Regions from separate parts of the Homo sapiens genome. Here region 2 is linked to region 1. Evidence: read pairs that join two places in POLR2A ChIA-PET (ENCODE). Cell type or tissue: GM12878. All regions are shown on one strand. Links, peaks and the distances in the headings refer to the core of each region. The heading gives the core; the rest is flanking DNA. Region 1 overlaps LOC100506472 (a long non-coding RNA gene). Region 2 overlaps SYNGR1 (synaptogyrin 1).

Evidence for each region. Peaks named below come from ENCODE experiments on the same cell type or tissue, not always from the same donor. Only the 100,000 strongest peaks of a DNase experiment are listed, where the experiment ranks them.
Region 2: POLR2A ChIA-PET joins it to region 1 with 10 read pairs; 4 of 35 experiments call an interaction of 5 or more read pairs at or near these places.

The regions. Positions count from the first base shown.
Region 1 is chr22:39,435,467-39,448,033 of GRCh38, reverse strand. LOC100506472 (a long non-coding RNA gene) reads right to left here. Exons shown (of 4, transcript NR_040535.1): 4 at 10,906-12,567. It also overlaps a transcript of TAB1 not described here. Among named protein-coding and RNA genes, the nearest start is that of MGAT3, 15 kb to the left of the region's middle. RefSeq lists a silencer at 184-375 and enhancers at 600-789, 1,020-1,069. In GM12878, for the core only: no CTCF peak of the experiment used is centred there; DNase peaks (open chromatin) are centred at 5,046 and 5,638; H3K27ac peaks cover 841 bases.
Region 2 is chr22:39,352,377-39,362,129 of GRCh38, reverse strand. All of the region lies in intron 1 of SYNGR1 (synaptogyrin 1), which reads right to left. Among named protein-coding and RNA genes, the nearest start is that of SYNGR1, 7.3 kb to the right of the region's middle. RefSeq lists enhancers at 1-268, 1,497-2,295, 4,211-4,739. In GM12878, for the core only: no CTCF peak of the experiment used is centred there; no DNase peak of the experiment used is centred there.

The sequences.
Region 1 (12,567 bases), core at 2,812-7,811:
TTAGCTCAAGCATGCTCTGAGGCTGGGGAACTGGCCAAATATGGTTCCACTGGGCCTCACACCTGTGACCTGGGTGAGGAGAGGGGCTTCAAGGTCATCTCCTGTGGCCCCAGTCTCATGCCACTGCTTACACACGTCCTGTGATGTGGCGCTCACTCTCTCACTCTATTATGTGACCACTTTGGCTGTTAGATACCCTAGAACCCGCTGCCTGGAACTGGGCAGAGCAAGCCAGCTTCTTCATTGGCACGGCGGTCCTCCAGACATTTGGCAAGGGTCCCTCCACCACTTCTCCTCCCAGGTTTTTTTTTTTTTTTTTTTTTTTTTGAGACGGAGTCTCACTCTGTCACCTAGGCCGGAGTGTGGTGGCTCGAACTTGGCTCACTGCAACCTCTGCCTCTCGGATTCAAGTGATTCTCCTTCCTCAGCCTCCCAAGTAGCTGGGACTACAGGCATGTGCCTCCACACCCAGCTAATTTTTTTTGTATTTTTAGTAGAGACAGGGTTTCACCATATTGGTCAGGCTGGTCTTGAACTCCTGACCTCGTTATCTGCCTGCCTTGGCCTCCCAAAGTGCTGGGATTACAGGTGTGAGCCACCGCGCCCGGCCTCCTCCCAGGTTCTTTAGCGCCTCCTCCTATGACATGGTTTCCAGACCTTTCCATCCCAGTTACTCTCCATTTGCCCTCCCCCGACATGTCCTGACTTGCATAGATGCACACAAAGGGTCTCTCACCTGCCTTGGCTGCCCTGCGCTCCGTTAACACGGCCTGCATCTGCGGCGAGAGCTCTGGCCACCACACACACTTCCTGCCAGTTGCTCTGCGAAGTGCAATGAACTGCAACTAGAAAGCTCAGGGGCTCAAACAAATTCAGGTTTAAAACAACCTCAGCCACACTATGGTATAGAAAAGGGAAGGAATAGGAGGCGGAGCACAGGCACTAGCGGAGCAGGTGCAGTTCGGGCTCCGGAAAGAGCACGGGGATGATAACCACAGAAGCAAACCCACATCACTGACCACGGGCTGGCATCATCCTGCATTGTCACGCCAGGCCGTGATGTTGGGCATGGCAGCTAACAAGACAGACCTGGGCTACCTGGGCCCAACTCCGAGATTCACTGACTCACTGTGTGACCTCAGGCAACTTGTTTGCCCTCTCTGTGCCTTCATTTCCTCATCTGTAAAGTGAGGAATGTCATAACAGACCCCGCCTGACAGGGCTGTTGGGAGGCTTGCATGAGTTGCTAGATGCAAAGTGCTTAGAACGGGGCCTGGCACAGAGCAATCGTGTCTGCCCTTCCTTTCTCCCCATTTTTCAGATAAGGAAACAGGCATGAAGCAGTGAAGTTAACTTTCCCAAGATCAGGCAGCTAATGAGTGGCAGCACCTGTGCTGGGAGGCCACTGAAAGGTTCACGAGGCCTCTAGGGGTTGGAGGAGAGGAAAGATCCACCCTGGTTTCCCCCCTGCTACCCTCAGTGAACATCACTGTCTGGGGACATTTGCTGCACTCCAGAGTCTGTGAGGCCGAGGCGGGGCCAGGGAGCGGCTGCTGTGTGGCGCCCTCCGCCTTTCGGAAACCCCAGGCAGGGCCAAGTGTTATCACCTGCAGGAGGAGCAGGCCCAGCTCATTCCCGGGAAAACACCCTCAGGGACGGGGACAGAGCCGGGGCCTCTGGAGGAAATGGCCTTTGGTTACGCTGGGGCCTGTCCAGAGCCCGCTTATCCTCCTCTACTCACCCCCAGCTGGGCCTCGAGCCTCCTGGGCCTCTTCTGCAAGCATGGGGATCACCATACACTCTGCTGCCCTGCCCCACTGGAGGCTGCCAGCAGTTAAGGACGGCTCTGAGGCTTGGGGTCCTTGGGTGGGAGATGTCTGCCAAGATGGCTGCAGGGTCCCCTCCCTCCCCGGCCCTGGCAGCATGTCCACCATTTTCCCCTCCCTGCAACCTGGGCAGGCCTGTGACTTGCTTTGCCCACTAGGATGAGGAAATGTCCAGGCTAGGCCTCAAGTGGCCTTGCAATGTCCTTTTCCTCCAGCTTGGAGGTCAGCAGCTATGGAGGGAAATCCAGGGGGAGAGCGGCCCTGGACCACACAGGGAAGAGAGGGGCCGCCTCCCCCAGCTGTTCCAGCCACCCCTGCCAGGCGTTGGGCCTGGGAGGGAGGCCAGGGGGCCGCCCCAGCCAACACCGCAGAGACAGTGACATGGCAGGCGGACCAGGCACAAGGCCTGCTCCCACCGGAGGTCTGGGTGAGTTACATCGCCTTTCCTAGATTTGGATCCCCCCAAAGAGGGACAGTAAAAGCACCAGCATGGTCTGGAGTGATGGTGCAGGATGAGCGAGCCTTGTGAGTGGTGCTTGTGACACTGGCCCAGGGGCTGTGTCGGAGAAACACCAGCCGTTTTCACTACTATTAGAGGCTTGGAGACGGCTGAATCCAGGCAGACCCTCCCCGGCTGGACAAAGTCTCCAGGGAACGGAGCAGCAGGATTCTAACAAGGGCTGCTGCTGTGGGGACACTTACTGTGGCCATGTCTCAGCATGAACCACATCACTTTTGAGCCTTCCACCGTCTCATGAGGGGTATGACGTAGCCCCCACTGACTGCAGCTGGCAGGAGAGAGACTGTTTCTAAATCAGGTCGGGATGAAAGTCACTCCTTCCTCACAGGGCCAACCCTCCAGCTCCTAGGAGGATTCAGGGCCCTGGTGATTCCTGCAGTGTTCTTGCCACCAAGCTCATCCTACAGGTGGACAAGCTGATGCTCAGAACTGGAAAGTGACTCGTCCAAGATCACACTGTGCTGCCATGCAATGTGATGGCCATGTGGAGCTGGTGGCCTGGTCCAGGCTGGCCAGGCTAGGACCAGACTCACAGCTCACAGCAGTCCTGACAAGGCTAGAGGGTCTGGAGCCATGGCCCTGAAGGCACAGAGAAGGCGCCCCGTGGATCCCTTCTCAGATTCCTCCTGTTATCCCCCTGGCGCGTGTTGCTGCTGGCTGTCAGAGGACGCGCTTAGGTTTCCTTGTTTGTTGTCTGTCTCTCCACTGGGCAGGGCCTTTCTTTGGTTCCCAATCAGAGCTGAGCGCACACTAAGTGCTCGATGCATATTCGCTGGAGGAATGATTGGATGTCGCTGGTCTGAGATGGATCAGATGGGGCCAGACTGGCAGTGGGGAGAGCTGGCAGAGGCGCTGGGAAACAGGGGAGGTAATGGTGGCTGGGGTGGAGATGGGAGGCTGGAAAGAGGAGATGAGACCTGCAGGACCAGGTGTTGTCTGGGATGTGGCATGGGGAGGGAGTTGTGGGGCTGACTCCCAGAGGTCTGATGGGGAAGGCTGCCCCTAGACTGCCCGCCCCGACAGCTGGGCTCAGAGGCTGGGTTCCAGGCGTGACATCACTAGGCAGAGGCCCTCAGCACCCTTCAGGCCCGGACTCGTGCCTCACCCTGAGATACGCCCATCCCCACCCCATCTCCTATTCCTCAAACTCTTGATCCCACTTCTGGGCCCAGGATGCCTGGGCCTCTTCCTGGAAGACTTCCCTGATTCTCCTGCTGCTTCTGCACCCTGCCCCCCAGTGATTTCTCCTTCTGCTAGCTCTTCATTCATTCATTCACTCACTTCATTACTCACTCAGGAAACAATTTCAAGACTGGCCCTATGTCCCCACGGAGACACAGAGATGACCCTGCTCCAAGGGAGACAGATTCAGAAGCCAAACCATGGCATGACTCAAATCCTAATGCTCTTAGAAAGAAAAAAATTCTCATGGATTCTGGGGTTGTCGTCAGTCATTTTTATCACAGTGTTTCTTAAATATGCGCAGACACCGAGCTAGGTGTAAAGCTCTTGTGTTTATGTTTGCCTCCAACATTAAAAACAAAGCAATGCTGGGAACGGTGGCTCATGCCTGTGATCCCAGCACTTTGGGAGGCCAAGGCGGGAGGATCACTTGAGGCCAGGAGTTCCAGATCAGCCTGGCTAACAAGGCGAAACCTTGTCTCTACTAAAAAATACAAAAATTAGCCTGCCTTGGTGGCGGGCGCCTGTAATCCCAGGTACTCAGGAGGCTGGGGCATGAGAATCGCTTGAACCTAGGAGACAAAGGTTGCAGTGAGCCTGAATCGTGCCACTGCACTCCAGCCAGGGCAACAGAGTGAGACTCTGTTTCAAAAAACAAAACCAAACCAAAGCAAATTTGCAAAATGAATATAAAAAAACATAGAGCCAATAAAAAATCAAATTAACAACAGGAAGAAATCTTGCTGGCTCTCACCACAGACAGGGCAGTCAGCAATCGAGGTGCCCAATGAGGGGCTGATTCTCTGGGGCCGGGTGGCTTTGACCAGTGTGGAGGCCAAGCAAGGCCTTGCTCCTCCCTGCAGGATCCTCTGTTCACGCCTACCCAGCCTGGGAGGCCTGGCTGAGGCAGTGCCTGGACGACACCTGGCCAAAGTCTCCCCGCATCTTTTCTCATTAGCTCCAGTGACTATGAAGTCTCAATGCCCTGGTCAGCACAAATCCACTGGGTAGCCAAACTTTAAAAAAGAAAAATGTGGTAAAATCTACGTAACACAAAATTTACCACTTTAACCAGTTTTTAGCACACAGTGTGGTGGCATTAGGTACATTCACCTTGTATGGTACCATCACCACCGTCCATCTCCAGAATGCTTTTTTTTTGAGACAGAGTCTCGCTCTGTCGCCCAGGGTGGAGTGCAGTGGCATGATCTCGGCTCGCTGCAACCTCTGCCTCCCGGGTTCAAACGATTCTTGTGCCTCAGCCACCTGAGTAGCTCAGATTACAGGTGTAAGCCACCATGCCCGACTAATTTTTGTATTTTTAGTAGAGACAGGGTTTTGCCATGTTGGCCAGACTGGTCTGGAACTCCTGACCTCAGGTGATCCACTCACCTTGGCTTTCCAAAGCACTGGGATTACAGGCGTGAGCCACCAAGCCAGCCTGGCCCAGCAGGATTTTCATCTTGCAAAACTGAAACTCTGCACCCATTAAATATTAACTCCCCATTCCCCTGCCCCCCAGCATCTGTCAATCCCATTCTACTTTCTGTCTCTGAATTTGACTACCATAAGTGCCTCGTCTGAGTGAGACCGTATAGTATTTGTCCTTTTGTGACTGCCTCATTTTACTTAGCATAATGTGCTTAAGATTCATCTACATTGTAGCATGTGTCAGAATTTCTTTTTTTTTTAAGGCTGAATAATATTTCATTGTATGGATAGAACGCATTTTGTTTATCCATGGACATCTCATCCATTGATGAGTTGCCTCCACCTTTTGGCTGATGTATACAATATTGCTACCAACATTGCCACACGAGCATCTGAGACTTTGCTTTCAGTTCTTCTGGGTGTATACACAGAAGTGGAATTACTGAGTCGTATGGTAATTCAATGTTTAATTCAGAACTAATGTTTAATCTTTTTTTTTTTTTTTTTTTTTTTTGAGACAGGGTCTCGCTCTGTTCCGCAGGCTGGAGTGCAGTGGCATGATCTTGGCTCACTGAAATCTCCACCTCCTGGGCTCAAGTGATCCTCCCACCTCAGCCTCCAGAGTAGCTAGGACCATAGGCACGTGCCACCACACATGGCTAATTTTTTTGTGTTTTGGGTAGAGACGGTTTTTTGGGGGATTTTTTAGACAGAGTCTCGCTCTGTCGCCCAGGCTGGAGTGCAGTGGCACAATTTCAGCTCACTGAAACCTCCACCTGCCGGGTTCAAGTGATTCTTCTGCCTCAGCCCCCCAAGTAGCCGGGATTTCAGGCGCACACCCATACCCGGCTAATTTTTGTATTTTTGTTTTTTGTTTTTTTCAGTAGAGATGGGGTTTCACCATGTTGGCCAGGCTGGTTTCGAACTCCTGACCTCAGGTGATCCGCCCGCCTTGGCCTCCCAAAGTGCTGGGATTACAGGCGTGAGCCACTGTGCCCAGCCTCGCCCCCACTTTTTTTTTTTTTTTTTTTTGAGATGGAGTCTCGCTCTGTTGCCCAGGCTGGAGTGCAGTGGCATGATTTCGGCTCACTGCAACCTCCGCCTCCTGGGTTTAGGTGATTCTCCTGTCTCAGCCTCTCGAGTAGCTGGGCCTACAGGCACCCACCACCACGCCCGGCTAATTTTTGTATTTTTAGTAGAAACGGGGTTTCACTATGTTGCCTAGGCTGGTCTTGAACTCCTGACCTCGTGATCTGCCCACTTCGGCCTCCCAAAGTGCTGGGATTACAGGCGTGAGCCATGCGCCTGGCCTGAGATGGGGTTTTGCCATCTGAGCCAAGCTGGTCTCAAACTCCTGGATTCAAGCAATCTACCCGCCTCAGCCTCCCAAAATGCTGGGATTATAGTTGTGAGGCACTGAGCCCAGCTTAAACTTTTAAGTTGATGGGTACATGTGCAGGTTTGTTACATAGGTCAGTGTGTGTCATCGGGGTTTGTTGTGAAGATTAATTCATCACTCAGCCTAGTACCCATTAGTTATTTTTCCTGATCCTCTCCTTCCTCCCACCCTCCACCTTCTGAAAGGTCCCAGTGTGTTGTTCCCCTCTGTGTGTTTGTGTGTCCTCATCATTTAGCTTCCATTTATGAGAACATGCAGTATTTGGTTTTCTATTCCTGTGTTAGTTTGCTAAGGAGAACGGCCTCCAGCTGCATCCATGTCCCTGCAAATGACGTGATCTCATTCTTTTTTATGGTTGCTCAAGACTAATTTTTAAGGTGGTTATTCAGATGATCCTAAAGAGGATTATAGCCTATTTGGGTTTTTTTGTTTGTTTGTTTTTTGAGATGGAATCTTGCTCTTGTTGCTCAGGCTGGAGTGCAATGGCATGACCTCGGCTCACAGCAACCTCTGCCTCCCGGGTTCAAGCGAATTCTCCTGCCTCAGCCTCCCAGGTAGCTGGGATTACAGACACCCACCATCACACCCAGCTAATTTTTTTTTTTTGAGTAATTTTTTTGTATTTTAAGTAGAGATGGGGTTTCACCCTGTTGGCCAGGCTGGTCTCAAATTCCCGACGTCAGGTGATCCACCAACCTCAGCCTCCCAGTGCTGGGATTACAGGTGTGAGCCACCACACCCAGCTGCCTATTTGTTTTTAATTCATAGACTTAAAATGCACTATAATTTAAAACTCTCATCCTCTTCAGAGTATACAGAGCCTCCAGTCTGAAACAGTCTAGAACTGGACCATCCATTGGTGTGACCTCGAGCCATAGCCATGAAGCCCAGATCATGCTGGCCTGCACAGAATTATTCTGTACGGGTAAAATACAGCTGGATTTTGAGAAAAGGTTTTACCCCCGTCGCTCAGGCTGGAGTGCAGTGGCATGATCATGGCCCACTGCAGCCTCGACTTCCCAGGCTCAGATGATCCTCCCACCTCAGCCTCCTGAGTAGCTGGGACCACAGATGTGTGCCACCACCTCTGGCTAATTTTTGTGTATTTTTCAGTAGAGACGAAGTTTCACCATGTTGCTCAGGCTGGTCTCAAACTCCTGGACTCAAGCGATCCACCTGCCCCTTTTTACTTTTTCAAATGTGATTATTAGAACATCTAAAATGGCATATGGGCCAGGAGCAGTGGCTCATGCCTGTAATCCCAGCACTTTGGGAGGCTGAGGTGGGTGGATCGCCTGAGGTCAGGAGTTGGAGACCAACCTGGCCACGATAGTGAAACCCCGTCTCTACTAAAAATACAAAAAATTAGCTGGGCGTGGTGGCGGGCACCTGTAATCCCAGCTACTAGGGAGACTGAGGCAGGAGAATCGCTTGAACCTGGGAGGCGGAGGTTGCAGTGAGCCGAGATCATGCCATTGCACTCCAGCCTGGGCAACAAGAGCGAAATTCCATCTCTAAGTAAATAAATAAATAAAATGGCACATGGGCCAGGAGCAGTGGCTCATGCCTGTAATCCCAGCACTTTGGGAGGCAGGCGGAACATGGCAACACCCCGACTGTACTGAAAAATACAAAAAATTAGCCGGGTGTGGTGCTGCATGCCTGTGGTCCCAGCTATTTGGGAGGCTGCAGTGGGAGGATCGTTTTAGTCTAGGAGGTGGAGGCTGCAGTGAGTAGTGATCACACCACTGCACTCCAGCCTGGGTGACAGAGTGAGACTCTGTCTTAAAAATAAAATAAAATAAGGTGGAATGAAATGAAATAATACAACGGCACGTGAGGCTCACACTCTCTCTCTGGACTCTTCATCCTAGAGGACCAATTCAGGTGCTTTGTGAGTCCAGAGGAGCCACCTAGAGTTCTTCCTTCCAAGCAGAGGAAGCCTTGGGCTGGTTCCTCAATTTCACTGGGGTGAAATTCACATAGCATACAATTAACCGCTTGAAAACTGCAGGTCAGTGGCACTCAATGCATTCACCAACACCTCACCCCAGAAAAACACGCTGGCTCTGTTACCAGTCTCTGCAGTTTCCTCCTTCCCCCAGCCCTGCTTTCTGTCTCTATGGATTTGCCTATCACCGGCATCTGTAGGAGGAATCATACATGTGACCTCTTGTGACCAGCTTCTCTCATTAGCACAGTGATTTTGAGGCTCTTCCTTGTGGTGGCCTGTCAGTGTCATTCCTTTTCACGGCTGAATACTATTCCGTGGCGTGGAGGCAGCACAGTCTGCTTCTCCTCTTCGGATGGATATCTAGGTTGCTTGTGACATTCGGCTATGATGAGTAATGCTGCCGTGAACACTTCCGTACTGTTTCTGTATGTTTGTGTTTCCTGGGAGTGGAATTGCTGGCTCATATGGTAATGGCTGGTTCCTTCTATCTTTTAACATTCACTTTGCTTATCAAAAGTTCTAGATACAGCTGGGCATGGTGGCTCATGCTTGTAATCCCAGCACTTTGGGAAGCTGAGGTGGGTTGGGAGGCCAAGGCGGGTGGATCAATTGAGGTCAGGAGTTCAAGACCAGTCTGGCCAACATGGTGAAACCTCGTCTCTAGTAAAATACAAAAATTAGCTGGGTGTGGTGGTGGCTGTAATCCCAGCTACTCGGGAGGCTGAGGCAGGAGAATCACTTGAATCTGGGAGGCGGAGGTTGCAGTGAGCCAAGATTGAATCACTACGCTCTAGCCTGGGCAACAGAGCGAGACCCAATCTCAAAAACAAAAACAAAAAAAAAGAAAGTAAGTTCTAGATACACAGACTCTTGATTTCACTGAAGGGAGGTGGGGGGTACTTGTTAGGGACCCCCCATGTCAGTATTTTCAGGACTTTGTTGTGCGTCAGATTCTCCAGCGAGGAGCCTCAGTGTCCTGCTGGAGGGTGAAGACTGGGCTGTGTGCTGGGAGCTGGGCAGGGCAAATGGGGTCCCAGTGCCCAGAAGCACCCGACTGCTCTGCTTCCAGTGCTGTGGCAGTGCCGCTATCTCTGGGTGGACTCTGGTGAGCGGAGGACGGGACTGCCTGGCCATTCTGGGTGGGAGACCGGGGGACCTGACTGCGCCTCATTTTGCCCCCACCTGGGACTGCTGGCTCACGCTGAGCTTTCGGTGGTTCTTCAGGGTAAACCACACTGGTATTCAGCTGCCATCACACACCTGGGATGTAACTTCTGTGTCCCTTAAGTCAGTTGCCACTCTACATCGACTTTTCAGCTTCAAAACCTGTGTGGATGTTGTCTCCTGATTGCTACAACCTTGTGGGTTTATACCTGGAAGGAAGGAAGGGAGGGAGGGAGGAGGGGAGAGGGAGGGAAGGAGGGAGGGAAAGAAGGAGGAAAGAAGGGAGGGAGGGAGGGAGAAGGGAGGGAAGGAAGGAGGAAGGGAGGGAGGGAGAAGGGAAGGAAGGAGGGAGTGGGAAGGGAGGGAGGAAAGGAGGAAGGGATGGAGGGAAGGAGGAAGGAAGGGAGGGAAGGGGGAAGGGAGGAAGGGAGGGAGTGAGGAGGGAGGGAAGGGGGAAGGAGGAATGGAGGGAACGAAGAAGGAAGGGAGGGAGGGATGGATGGCGGGAGCAGAGGGAGGGAGAAATCCCTCCCTGTTGTTTTAAGGGGGTTTGAGAAGGGAGGGAAAGTGGACGAATGTGTTTAGCCCGTCATCTTTAGCAAAGCTGCCAGCACAGGAGGAGCCTGGCAGTCAGTCCCAGGAAGCCCAGACCCCTCAGGAGCATTCCAGGGCCCGGTGCAGAGCCCACCTGCTCTGGGAAGGTTCCGGAACTCATCAGACAGAAGGGGTCTCCCCTTGGCCTGGGTCTCAGGGCCCATTCTGGCCGTTTTGGCCAGACTTCCAGGTGTAGTTTTATCTTCCGCAGAGACTGAGCCCCTGCAGGGCCGGAGTATTAACAGAGACTTTCTGACGGCCTCCCCTCTCCCCACCCTGCCAGCCTCAGCCCCTACTTGGCGGCACACCTGGTGCCTGGTGCCCGGCAGGCTTTGTTGCTGGCTAGAGGTAAAGGGAGGGCACACCAGGAAGCCAACACAGCCATGGCAAAGGCTCGGAGGAAAGGAGCAGAGTGGGAGGGGACATCCCTCTCTGTCATCTCCGGATTTCTTTCCACCTGTTCTTGAAAGTTTCTTGGATTTTTGGAGACAGGGTCTCACTCTGTCACCCAGGCTGGAGTGCAGTGGCACGATCTCGGCTCACTGCAGCTCCGCCTCCCAGGCTCAAGCGATTCTCCCACCTCAGCTCCCCCTACCGGTTCTCGAATCTTATTCCTGGGTCTGAGGCCCCAGGGTGGTTGAAAGTTCAGGAAGGCTGGGATGGGGACGTTAGCTGCAGGCCACCGCACTGAAGAGGCTGATTTAGGCCCCGCTGGTCCCCCCGACTCACAGCCACCCTCCTGATGAGGTGCAGCAGGCATGAACCCTTGGGCCCACCATCCTTTCAGGGGGCTGTGGAAATATTTTACCTTTAAAACAGAAGAAAATGAACTTTTACTCAAAGAGAAATTTTAATGTATTAATATATTTATCTTTCTACCAATAGTCATAAAGTATAATTTTAATTTTTTTTTTGCAGAAGAGGCCCATGAAAGTCACAATGCATCCATGCCCCATGCCCAGGGCCACCCACATCTCGGGCCACACCTGATGGAAGGTTGGAGTCCTTCTCTCAGAATAGCTGGGCCCAGTGTCACAAACACTGCCCCGTGCAGGGTGCTGGGACCTAGAGAACATGGGTCCTAACCAGGAACCCCAGAGTCACTGCAGACCAAGTTCCAAGAGCCCTGAGCTCACCAGAACAGAGGACAGCCTTGGGGGATAAGTCCCTGGAAAGAAGATGAGAGTGAGCTGGGTCCTGAAGGATGGGCCATTCTAGGTGAGGGAAGCCTCAGTGGACACAGATGCATGAGGGAGGGGGTCTGCCCAGTCCCGGGGAGGGGGCGGGGCCTGGCCTGGCACGAGAAGATCCCAGTGCACAAGTCAGACCAGGCGACAAAACCCCAGGATGATCTCAGCTCCCAGAGGGCCCCTTGGTGTAGGCGCTTCCTTCCTACCCTGGGGTCAGGCTGCCCAGGAGGTTTAGTTGGCACTGAGGGATGGCTGTCAAATCGCTTGCAGGCCTGGAAGGGTCTCTGAAAATCAGGAGGAAACTTCATGACACATGAAGAAAAGTCCAGAGTTTAAATCTTTGCTCCTGTGTGATCTTGGGCAACTTTCTAAACCTCTCTGAGGCCACGGATACCAACTCTTTGCCAGGTTAAATGAGATATTACACGTCAGCTACATACCTGGAACGTAGTTAGAACTCCTTTTTTTTTTTCTTTTTTTTGAGACGGAGTCTCGCTCTGTTGCCCAGGCTGGAGTATAGTGGCACAATCTCCACTCACTGCAACCTCCGCCTCCAGGGTGCAAGTGATTCTCCTGCCTCAGCCTCCTGAGTAGCTGGGACTACAGGCATGCACCACAACGCCTGGCTACTTTTTTGTATTTTTAGTAGAGATGGGATTTTACCATGTTGGCCAGGCTGGTCTCAAACTCCTGACCTCAGGTGATCCACCTGCCTTGGCCTCCCAAAGTGCTGGGATTATAGGCGTGAGCCACCGTGCCCAGCCAGAACCTACTAGTTATTTTTATTTTTTTAAAAAGCTGAGCTGTAAACCTTCATTTGAAGATGAGATGGGGATCAAAGAGATTTATGGGCCAAGGTCGCCCAGGGGCACCCGGGAGGTGGGACTTACAGAAGCACCAGGTCAGGAAAGGTCACGTGGTCTTGGGGCAGGCTGGAAGATGGGAGGCTGTCAGCCCCACCTCCTATCAAGCCAAGGACTCTGTATCTTCACTACCACCCCCTCTTCATGGCCAAAGGACTGTGCTGTAGAGCCAGGCTCCCCGGCCCATGTGATGCCCAGTGTGTGCGGTGGCTGCTCACACCTGTGATGTCAGGGTGGTGGTGGGGAAGGGGGCCCACCACCCACAGGGAGCCGCTTACATGTGACAGCACGCACGCTTAGAAAGCCCTTTCTGATACGGAGCTGAACTGTCTCCCAGTCACTCTGCCCAAGCTCCTTAACTGGTCTGTGCTTGCTTTTCCACATCTGTAAAATGGGCGCCAGCAGTAGGACCCAGCGAACCTTCAGACACAAATCGCTGCCCTT
Region 2 (9,753 bases), core at 4,740-9,739, 88 kb after region 1:
ATGGGTGTAATCCCAGCTATGTAGGAGGCCGAGGCAGGAGGATCACTTGAACCCAGGAGTTTGAGACCAGCCTGGGGAACATAGTGAGGCCTCGTCTCTACAAAAAAAAAAAAAGGAGAGAAAGGAGGAAACAAAGACCCAGAGAGGGCTCACTTGACTGGCCCAGGGCCTTACTCTCAGTGGCAGAAGTATCTGGACCACCATCCCCATAATCCTGTACCCCCCCAGGGCCTTCTTTACCCCAGGTCTTATCACCTCTGCCCTTTCAGAGGCAGGGAAGAGGTGGGAGAGGGGAGCAACATCACCACCTGGAAAGGGGTGTAAATGCCAACCAAACACTGCAGAGCCCTTCAGGGCTAGACCTCATTTACATGCCCCGAGACTCCTGGGGTAGGCGCTGTTGTACCCATTTTATAGATGCGGCCACTGAGGTTCTGTGAGGTCTCTCAGTTGATAAGAAGGGCAGGATTGGCCGGGCGTGATGGCTCATGGCTGTAATCCCGGCACTTTGGGAGGCAGAGGCGGGTGGATGACTTGAGGTCAGGAGTTTGAGACCAGCCTGGCCAACATGGTGAGACCCATCTCTACTAAAAATACAAAAAAAATTAGCCAGGCATGGTGGTGGATGCCTGTAATCTCAGCTACTTGGGAGGCTGAGGCAGGAGAATCGGTTGACCCCGATTGTGGAGGTTGCAGTGAGTTGGGATCGTGCTACTGTACTCCAACCTAGGTGACAGAGTAAGACTTTGTCTCAAAAAAAAAAAAAAAAAAAAGGGCAGGGTTAACCATCCAGTTCTGTCTGCTTTTCCTCACCCCAGTGCCTGCCCCCGCCCTGCCAGTCCCTGCATGCCTGAGGTTGTTTGGTTTCTCTCCTGCTGTGCAAATTCCAGGTCATCAGGGAAATAATCTGGTCCCAGGCCCTGCCTCACCTTCTAGAGAAGAAAGGCACAGAAGGGGAAAGCTCCCTGTTTTGAGAACTCTGTCAGTCATCCCCACAGAGCCCAAGGGAAGCAGGGAGGGGAGCGCAAGCTTGGGAGAATCCAGGAAGGCTTCACAGGGAGGTGATATTTGAGCAGGGCCCTAAAGGCCAGATGGGACACCTGAAGAACCGTGGCTAGAAGGACGACCGATCAGTGCAGTTCCCGCCACGTCCATCCATAGTTGGGGCCCTAAGGAGATGCCTGGAAGCAATCTAGTCCTGGGGCTATGACAGATGCAGTTCTCGCCCTCCAAGCGTACACCCCAGCAGGGGCGACAGCCTCGTCTCTGCTCTGCCAGGCCTTTCAGCATTTGCCCTCGCTGTTCCTCCTTCCCCCTTCTCTGCCTGGCTGGCTCCTGCCCTCTCAACGCTGACTCAACGCTGGTGTCACCTGCCTGTCCCTCTCTAGGGGTCTGTGCTCACCTCCATATTTTAACTGGTTTCCACCACATTTCCCTCCACTAGACTGTCAGCCCTCCCTACAGACCAGGCACCTCATCCGGCCCGTGCTCAGCATGTATATTAAAGAGAGGACGAGCGGGGTGAGGGTGTCCACATTCTGCGGCGAGCGGGGTGAGGGCGTCCACATTCTGCAGCCGTTTGGATTCAAGGGAGGATGCATAAACCCCTCACGGCTGCCAGACGCTGCTGAGAGATCCATCAATGACAGTTGGCCATGAGATTGGCAATGTGAAGGTCAGGAATGAGCCTGAGAAGATGGCGAGGAGGGGCGAGAGAGCCCGTGGGGAGTGCGTGTGGGAGACCGCAGAAGAAACCCTGGAGACGGTGACAACTCTTCTGAAGGACCAGAGAAATGGATGAGGGAGTGTCTTCCTGAGATGGGGAATCACGCACATTTGCAAGCTGACGCAGAAGAGCCAAGAGTAGAGAGGGCGAAACTGAGGGTGGAGGAGAGAGAGGGAGAGAGAACTGATGGACGTGTGTCCTTGAGTAGGTGAGAGGAACAGGCTCACGAGGCTGCAGCCAGGCTGGCCTGGGCCACCAGAACAGGGGAGATAGTCTAGGATGAGGGGGGCAGGTGTGAAGATGCCTAGGACTGAATTTAACCAGAGCTGTGCCAGGCGAGTGTGATGCGCAGAAGGGCTGGAGCTGCAACACGTGGCCACTGGGAGGTGCGGAGGGAGACAGGAGGGACCAAGGGGTGGTGAGGGCCAGTGCACAGGGGAAGATCAGTGGTTCAGAGGCCCCAGGCCCAAGGATCTAGGATCAGGGGAGGGAGAGGGAGATGGAAAGGTAGGAGGGTTGGAGGAGACGCCTGGATGGAGGATCAGGGAGTGCGAGAGGCTACTGGGAAGGCAGGGCCAGGCCTAGCTAGGGTCCAGCTGGTGACAGTTGGCTGAGGCTGGCGGACAAGACCATGCGGGAAGAGGAGGCCAGGTGTGGAAAGGGTCACAGAAATAGACACTCCAATGACCAGGACTGGAGCAGGAGCAGTGCTGGAGAGGACTGACACCAAGCTAGGGTGGGCATCTTTTTTTTTTTTTTTTTTTTTTTTTTTTGAGACAGAGTCTCACTTTGTTGCCCAGGCTGGAGTGCGGTGGCGCGATCTTGGCTTACTGCAAGCTCCGCCTCCCAGGTTCACGCCATTCTCCTGCCTCAGCCTCCCGGGTAGCTGGGACTACAGGCCCCCGCCACCACACCCGGCTAATTTTTTTGTATTTTTTTTTTTTTTAGTAGAGACGGGGTTTCACTGTCTCAGCCAGGATGGTCTTGATCTCCTGACCTTGTGATCCGCCTGCCTTGGCCTCCCAAAATGCTAGGATTACAGGCGTGAGCCACCGTGCCCGGCCTGGGGGGGCATCTTTGAAGAACGGGCAAAGTGGCCTCGAGCTGGCTCATCATGAAGGGGAGTGGGCGACCCAGTGCTGGTGTGAGATTCAAAGCTGGGGGACAATGTCCTGTAAGTGGCCTCAGGAACCAGAAGGACCCTGTCGACCTCTACACCCAGCAGAGGGAGGGTCTGAGGGATAAAGCAGCCCCCACTGAACAGGCTGCAGGAAGCAAGGTCTGGGGCAGGCCAGGTTACAGTGCAATTTACAAAAGGTGTCAGGGACATTCTGGGAGGGGCTGAAGGCTCAGGGACTCTTGCCCCCTGCACTGTGAGGTACTGGAGGAGCCCCAACTTGTTAAAGCTCCTGCATGATTGCAGCTTGGGTTTGACAGCTTGGGGCTGTCCCAGCTACGCAGCCGCCCCTCTCTCCAGGTCCCCTTCACCTGGCCCCTGCTCCACCAGCAGCGGGGAGATGAGCAAAACTCTATCTGTGAAGGGACGTTTGTCCCAGAAACACAGGGCATGACTGCCCTTCCAGGCTCCAGCTGATGCCGTCTGCTCTGCTCTTGTGTCCGGAATTGGTGGGTTCTTGGTCTCACTGACTTCAAGAATGAAGCCGCGGACCCTCTCGGTGAGTGTTACAGCTCTTAAGGTGGTGCGTCTGGAGTTCGTTCCTTCTGATGTTCGGATGTGTCCGGAGTTTCATCCTTCTGGTGGGTTCGTGGTCTTGCTGGCTCAGGAGTGAAGCTACAGACCTTCGCGGTGAGTGTTACAGCTCTTAATGCCGCGCGTCTGGAGTTGTTCGTTCCTCCCGGTGGGCTCGTGGTCTCGCTGGCTTCAGGAATGAAGCTGCAGACCTTCGCGGTGAGTGTTACAGCTCATAAAAGTAGTGTGGACCCAAAGAGTGAGCAGTAGCAAAATTTATCGCAACGAGCAGACGAACAAAGCTTTGGAACTGAGCAGGTTGCCAATGCAAGCTCGGGCAGCCTGCTTTTATTCTCTTATCTGGCCCCACCCACATCCTGCTGATTGGTAGAGCCGAGTGGCCTGTTTTGACAGGGCGCTGATTGGTGCGTTTACAATCCCTGAGCTAGATACAAAGGTTCTCCACGTCCCCATCAGATTAGTTAGATACAGAGTTTGGACACACAGGTTCTCCAAGGCCCCACCAGAGCAGCTAGATACAGAGTGTCGATTGGTGCACTCACAAACCTTGAGCTAAACACAGGGTGCTGATTGGTGTATTTACAATCCCTGAGCTAGACATAAAGACTCTCCACGTCCCCACCAGACTCAGGAGCCCAGCTGGCTTCACCTAGTGGATCCCGCACCGGGGCTGCAGGTGGAGCTGCCTGCCACTCCCGCGCCGTGCGCTCGCACTCCTCAGCCCTTGGGTGGTCGATGGGACTAGGCGCCGTGGAGCAGGGGGTGGTGCTCATCGGGGAGGCTCGGGCCGCACAGGAGCCCATGGAGTGGGTGGGAGGCTTAGGCATGGCGGGCTGCAGGTCCCGAGCCCTGCCCCGAGGGAAGGCAGCTAAGGCTCAGTGAGAAATCGAGCGCAGCGCCGGTGGGCTTGCACTGCTGAGGGACCCAGTACACCCTCCGCAGCCGCTGGCCCGGGCGCTAAGTCCCTCATTGCCCGGGGCCAGCAGGGCTGGCCGGCTGCTCCGAGGGCGGGGCCCGCCAAGCCCACGCCCGGGTCCGGGGCCAGCAGGGCTGGCCGGCTGCTCCGAGGGCGGGGCCCGCCAAGCCCACGCCCACCCGGAACTCCAGCTGGCCCGCAAGCGCCGCACGCAGCCCCGGTTCCCGCTCGCGCCTCTCCCTCCACACCTCCCTGCAAGCTGAGGGAGTGGGCTCTAGCCTTGGCCAGCCCAGAAAGGGGCTCCCACAGTGCAGTGGTGGGCTGAAGGGCTCCTCAAATGCCGCCAAAGTAGGAGCCCAGGCAGAGGAGGAGCCGAGAGCAAGTGAGGGCTGTGAGGACAGCATGCTGTCACCTCTCACTCCCATGCATAGACCTGGGGCCCAGTGCCCCCTCTGCTGCAGGCTCCTACAAAGCATGAGGGGATGGCTCCAAACATCACTTTTTTTTTTTTTGAAACAGAGTCTTGCTCTGTTGCCTGGCTGGAATGCAGTGGTGGGATCTTGGCTCACTGCAACCTCCGCCTCCTGGGTTCAGGCGATTCTCGTGCCTCAGCCTCTGGAGTAGCTGGGATTACAAGCATAATCCTAGGCACCACCACACCCGGCTAATTTGTGTATTTTTAGTAAAGGCAGGGTTTCACCATGTTGGTCAGGCTGGTCTCAAACTCCTGACCTCAAGTGAGTCAACCACCTTGGCCTCCCAAAGTGCTGGGATTACAAGTGTGAGCCATCGCGCCTGGCCCCAACATCACTTCTTTAAAGACTGACCAATCCAAAGTTCCCAACCTGGAGTCCACTAGGAGCAAGAGTGGGGTTCTTCAAGGGTGGAAAGGTCGGGATCCACCAGAGCAATCCAACTATCCTTTTCCCATTTGATAGATGGGGAAACCAAGGCCAGGAGAGCATGGGCCTCTTGCTCCAGTCACACAGCCAATCACTGGCAGAGAGGGTGCAGAACGCAGCCTCAGGTCTCCAGGCCAAGGCACTCCTCTGCGCCTACCCTGCCTCCCCTCCCACCTGACAGCTGGTTCTTCCGGTCTGGGTGCCAAGTGTGGCTCCCTCCAACAGCCCTGCCATCTGCCTCTCCCTTCCTCCCTCCCTCCTCCTCCTGGCTTCTCCTCCTCTCTTCCCTTCCTCTCCCAGCCTCTGTTTTTTCTCCCTGGGGCTCAGGCCCGCCCAACAGCTTTGCACACGCTGCTCATGTGGGACTCCCCACATGGCTGGGGACTCCCTGGAGCAGGGGCCATGGGTTCCGATCCCAGTGACTCCAGTTAACCTCTCTGGGCCTCAGCTTTTCATCTAAGGAGGGGATAACAAAACGCACCACAGCAGACTTACGGCAGGCCTTTTAAACTTGCATTCAGGCCAGGCAAGATGGCTCACACCTGTAATCCCAGCACTTTGGGAGGCCGGGGCAGGCGGATCACTTGAGGTCAGGAGTTTGAGACCAGCCTGGCCAACATGATGAAACCCTGTCTCTACTAAAAATATAAAAATTAGCCGGGTGTGGTGGCGGACATCTACTCAGGAGTCTGAGGCAGGAGAATCGCTTGAATTTGGAAGGTGGAGGCTGCAGTGAGCTGAGATCGTGCCACTGCATTCCAACTTGGGTGACAGAGCGAGACCCTGTCTCAAAAACAAACAAACAAAAATAACTTGCATTTTCTTTTCCTTTCTTTCTTTTTCTTTTCTTTTTTTGAAATGGAGTTTCACTCTTTTAGCCCAGGCTGGAGTGCGATGGCGCAATCTCGGCTCACTGCAACCTCCACCTCTCGGGCTTAAGCGATACTCATGCCTCAGCCTCCCAAGTAGCTGGGACTACAGACGCGTGCCACCACGCCTGGCTAATTTTTTGTAATTTTAGTAGAGATAGGGTTTCGCTATGTTGGCCAGGCTGGTCTCGAACTCCTGACCTCAGGTGATCCACCTGCCTCTGCCTCCCAAAGTGTTGGGCTTACAGGCATGAGCCTCCACACCTGGCCAAAATTTGCATTTTTATAAACTCTCGAGGCCTCCCCAAACCCAGGCCCTCCAATCCCATGTTACAGATGAGGCAACCAAGGCTGAAAGAGGTAGGGGTTTTCCAAGGTCCCGCTCTGATGGCCCTGCTCCTGATGCCCTAGGCTTTCTCAGGCTCTTGAGGCCGCCCCTGGGCTGTCCCTGGACATGAGGAAGTGCCCAAAACACAGCAGAAATCTATCACCTCCCAGCGGTCTCCTTGCAGCTGACCCTGTCCTAGACCTGAGAGAGAAGAAGCGGCGGAGCGGCCGGCCACAGGAGGTGAAGAGGTGAGAAAGACTCCAGGGTGGTCAGCAATAAATAACAAACAAGGGCCGTGGGCCCACCTTCCTGTCTAGGTGACAGGGCTGTGCCCGGTACTGGGAGAGGACAGGCTGGACGTGACCACGCATTTCCAGCCACAGAGCCCTCTCCAAACCAAGCTTCCACAGGAGCTTCCGAAATACCCTTGACCCTCTCTCCAGCTTCCCACTGCCCTCAGAGGAAGTCCAGCTTGTGAGTCTGTCATCCAAGCCTCTCCTGGGCCACCCCTTGGGAATTCCTTCTTGTAGTGACCCGAGCCTCTGGGACAGTGCTTCCCACTCAATCCTGTTCTCGTTATTGGAGCGAGAGTGCCTTGGGGTGGCACTGAGCACTCAGCTGGCACTGAGCAGGGGACTTGTGGAATGAACAAATGAACATCAGAACTGGCCAGAGGTTCTGTCTCTACCCTGGACCCTCTTCCCCAACAACCGCTGGTCCCAGAATTTTCCTGTGGCCCCATGGCTGGCACATGGCAAGTTGGTTGGGGGAGGCAAGGGGTCTTATCTTGAAACTGCTGTGTTTACAAAAAACGTTCAGCTTTTTTTTTTTTTTATTTGAGACAGAGTTTTGCTTTTGTTGCCCAGGCTGGAGTGCAGTGGTGTGATCTCAGCTAACTGCAACCTCCGCCTCCCGGGTTCAAGCGATTCTCCTGCCTCAGCCTCCTGAGTAGCTGGGATAACAGGCGACCGCCACCACGCTCAGCTAATTTTTGTATTTTAGTAGAGATGGGGTTTCACCATGTTGGCCAGGATGGTCTCGAACTCCTGACCTCAAGTGATCCACCCGCCTTGGCCTCCCAAAGTGCTGGGATTATAGGCGTGAGCCACCTCACCTGGCCAAGTTCAGCTTTTTTATTCAGTGTTCACTTGGGATGATGGGGGGTGGAGTGGAGGGGGTGAATAAAACCAGGGGTATGAAGCTGCCCCCCTCAGGCCACCCCTTGGTGCCATGGATATCCAGGCAGAGAACCCACAGGGAGTACACAGAATGTGGAGCCCAGCAGTCCGGGTTCAAACCAAGTCTCTGACAAGCCCAGGCCTTGAGCTAGCACAAGTCACTTCTCCAGGCTGAGCCTTAATTCTGTCATTTGTAAAACGGGGGGAAGATACCCACCCCACTTACAGAACCATGTGGTATTATGGCCAAAGCCCTTAAAAAATGAACCCTGAAAATGGCAACATTTCAAACATTTTATCATTTTCATTTTGTCAAAGTAGAGAATTAAAGAAACATTGACTGGGCACGGTGGCTCACACCTGTAATCCCAGCACTTTGGGAGGCTGAGGCGGGTGGATCACTAGGTCAGGAGTTTGAGACCAGCCTGGCCAAGATGGTGAAACCCCGTCTCTACTAAAAATTTAAAAAGTAGCTGGGCATGGTGGTGGGTGCCTGTAATCCCAGCTATTTGGGAGGCTGAGGCAGGAGAATCACTTGAAACCAGGAGGCAGAGGTTGCAGTGAGCCAAGATCGCGCCACTGCACTCTAGCCTGGAGACAGAGCGAGACTCCATCTCAAAAACAAAAAACAAACAAACAAAAAACTCATCTGCCAGCACTGATATTCATTCCCTATAGTCCATCTTAGCCCCCTGCAAAAAAGAATATAAACTCCAAATAAAAGGTGGTCCTTTCTATTAAATCAGTTTAGCTTCTTGCTGTAACTCCTTTTTTTCCCATCTGGCTTTAGAACAAAGAAATGAGTCACTGACAGGCGGCAGTCACCGCGCAACAGATCAGGCACTTCTGACCCAGCCCAGCCCAGTTCGGGTGGGAAGACTGAGGCACAGAGGGTGGGGAGGGGACACTTACTGAAGGTCACAGCTGTGGCCTGGGGGTGCCAGGAGTGGCAGCTGATCTGCCACTGGGGCGATGACACCAAGAGGTGAGAAAGCCTTAGTCAAGAGACAAGCCATGCCGGATGCAGTGGCCCACGCCTCGCCTCATCGTCCCAGCTGCTCACAAGGCTGAGGTGGGAGGATCACTTGAGTCCAGGAGTCTGAGACCAGCCTGGGCAACACAGCAAGATCCTGTCTCTAAAAAAATAAAAAAGAGACAAGCCAGGTCTTGGAGGCCCTGCTTCTGTGCAGGCTGACCCAGGGGCTCAGAGGGCTTGGGTTCCAGGGTGGGTCCAGGTTGGTGAGGCCCTGAAGCTTACATGATTTGGGGGCCCTCTTTTGGAAAAGCAACAGAAAAAAAAATCTTTCTTTTACAAATTTTACAAAAATCCCAGGTCCAGGCCGGGTGCGGTGGCTCACGCCTGTAATCCCAGCACGTTGGGAGGCCAAGGCAGGTGGATCACCTGAGGTCAGGAGTTCGAGACCAGCCTGGCTAACATGGTGAAACCCCATCTCTACTAAAAATACAAAAATTAGCTGGGCGTGGTGGTGTGTGCCTGTAGTCCCAGCTACTTGGGAGGCCGAGGCAGTAGAGTTGCTTGAACCTGGGAGGCGGAGGTTGCAATGAGCCGAGATGGCACCATTGTACTCCAGCCTGGGCAACAGAGCAAGACTCCATCTCAAAAAAAGAAAAAAAACAATCACAGGTTCATGTGCACATGCTGTTAGGGCCCCTCCAGGGCTGTGGTAGGGGTCTGGGTTGTCCAGGAGTCCTGGACAGGGTGACAAATTGTCCCTGTTTGTCTGGACTAAGGGCCTCTCAGAATGCTAAAGGCAGGAAGTTCCAGCACACCAGGATAAACGGGTCACCCTGGTCCTGGAGCTCAGCTTCACTTGCTCTGCCCTGTGGTGTGAGGGCCAAGAGCAGGCGCCAGCTGCATCCCCCGCAGCTCCTGATGTGTTTAAATGGCTCAGCACGCCACACAGTTTCGAAAAGACCAGAAGGAGACAGCACCCTATTCACTGCAGCCCTCCCTAAGTGGTGGTATCACATGATTACCACCCCCCACCAAACTTTTTCTGTTGTGGTAAAACACACGTAACATACAATTTACCATCTTCACCATTTCAGTGGTGTTAAGTACATTCCTACCGTGCAACCATCACATGTGATTTTTATACTTT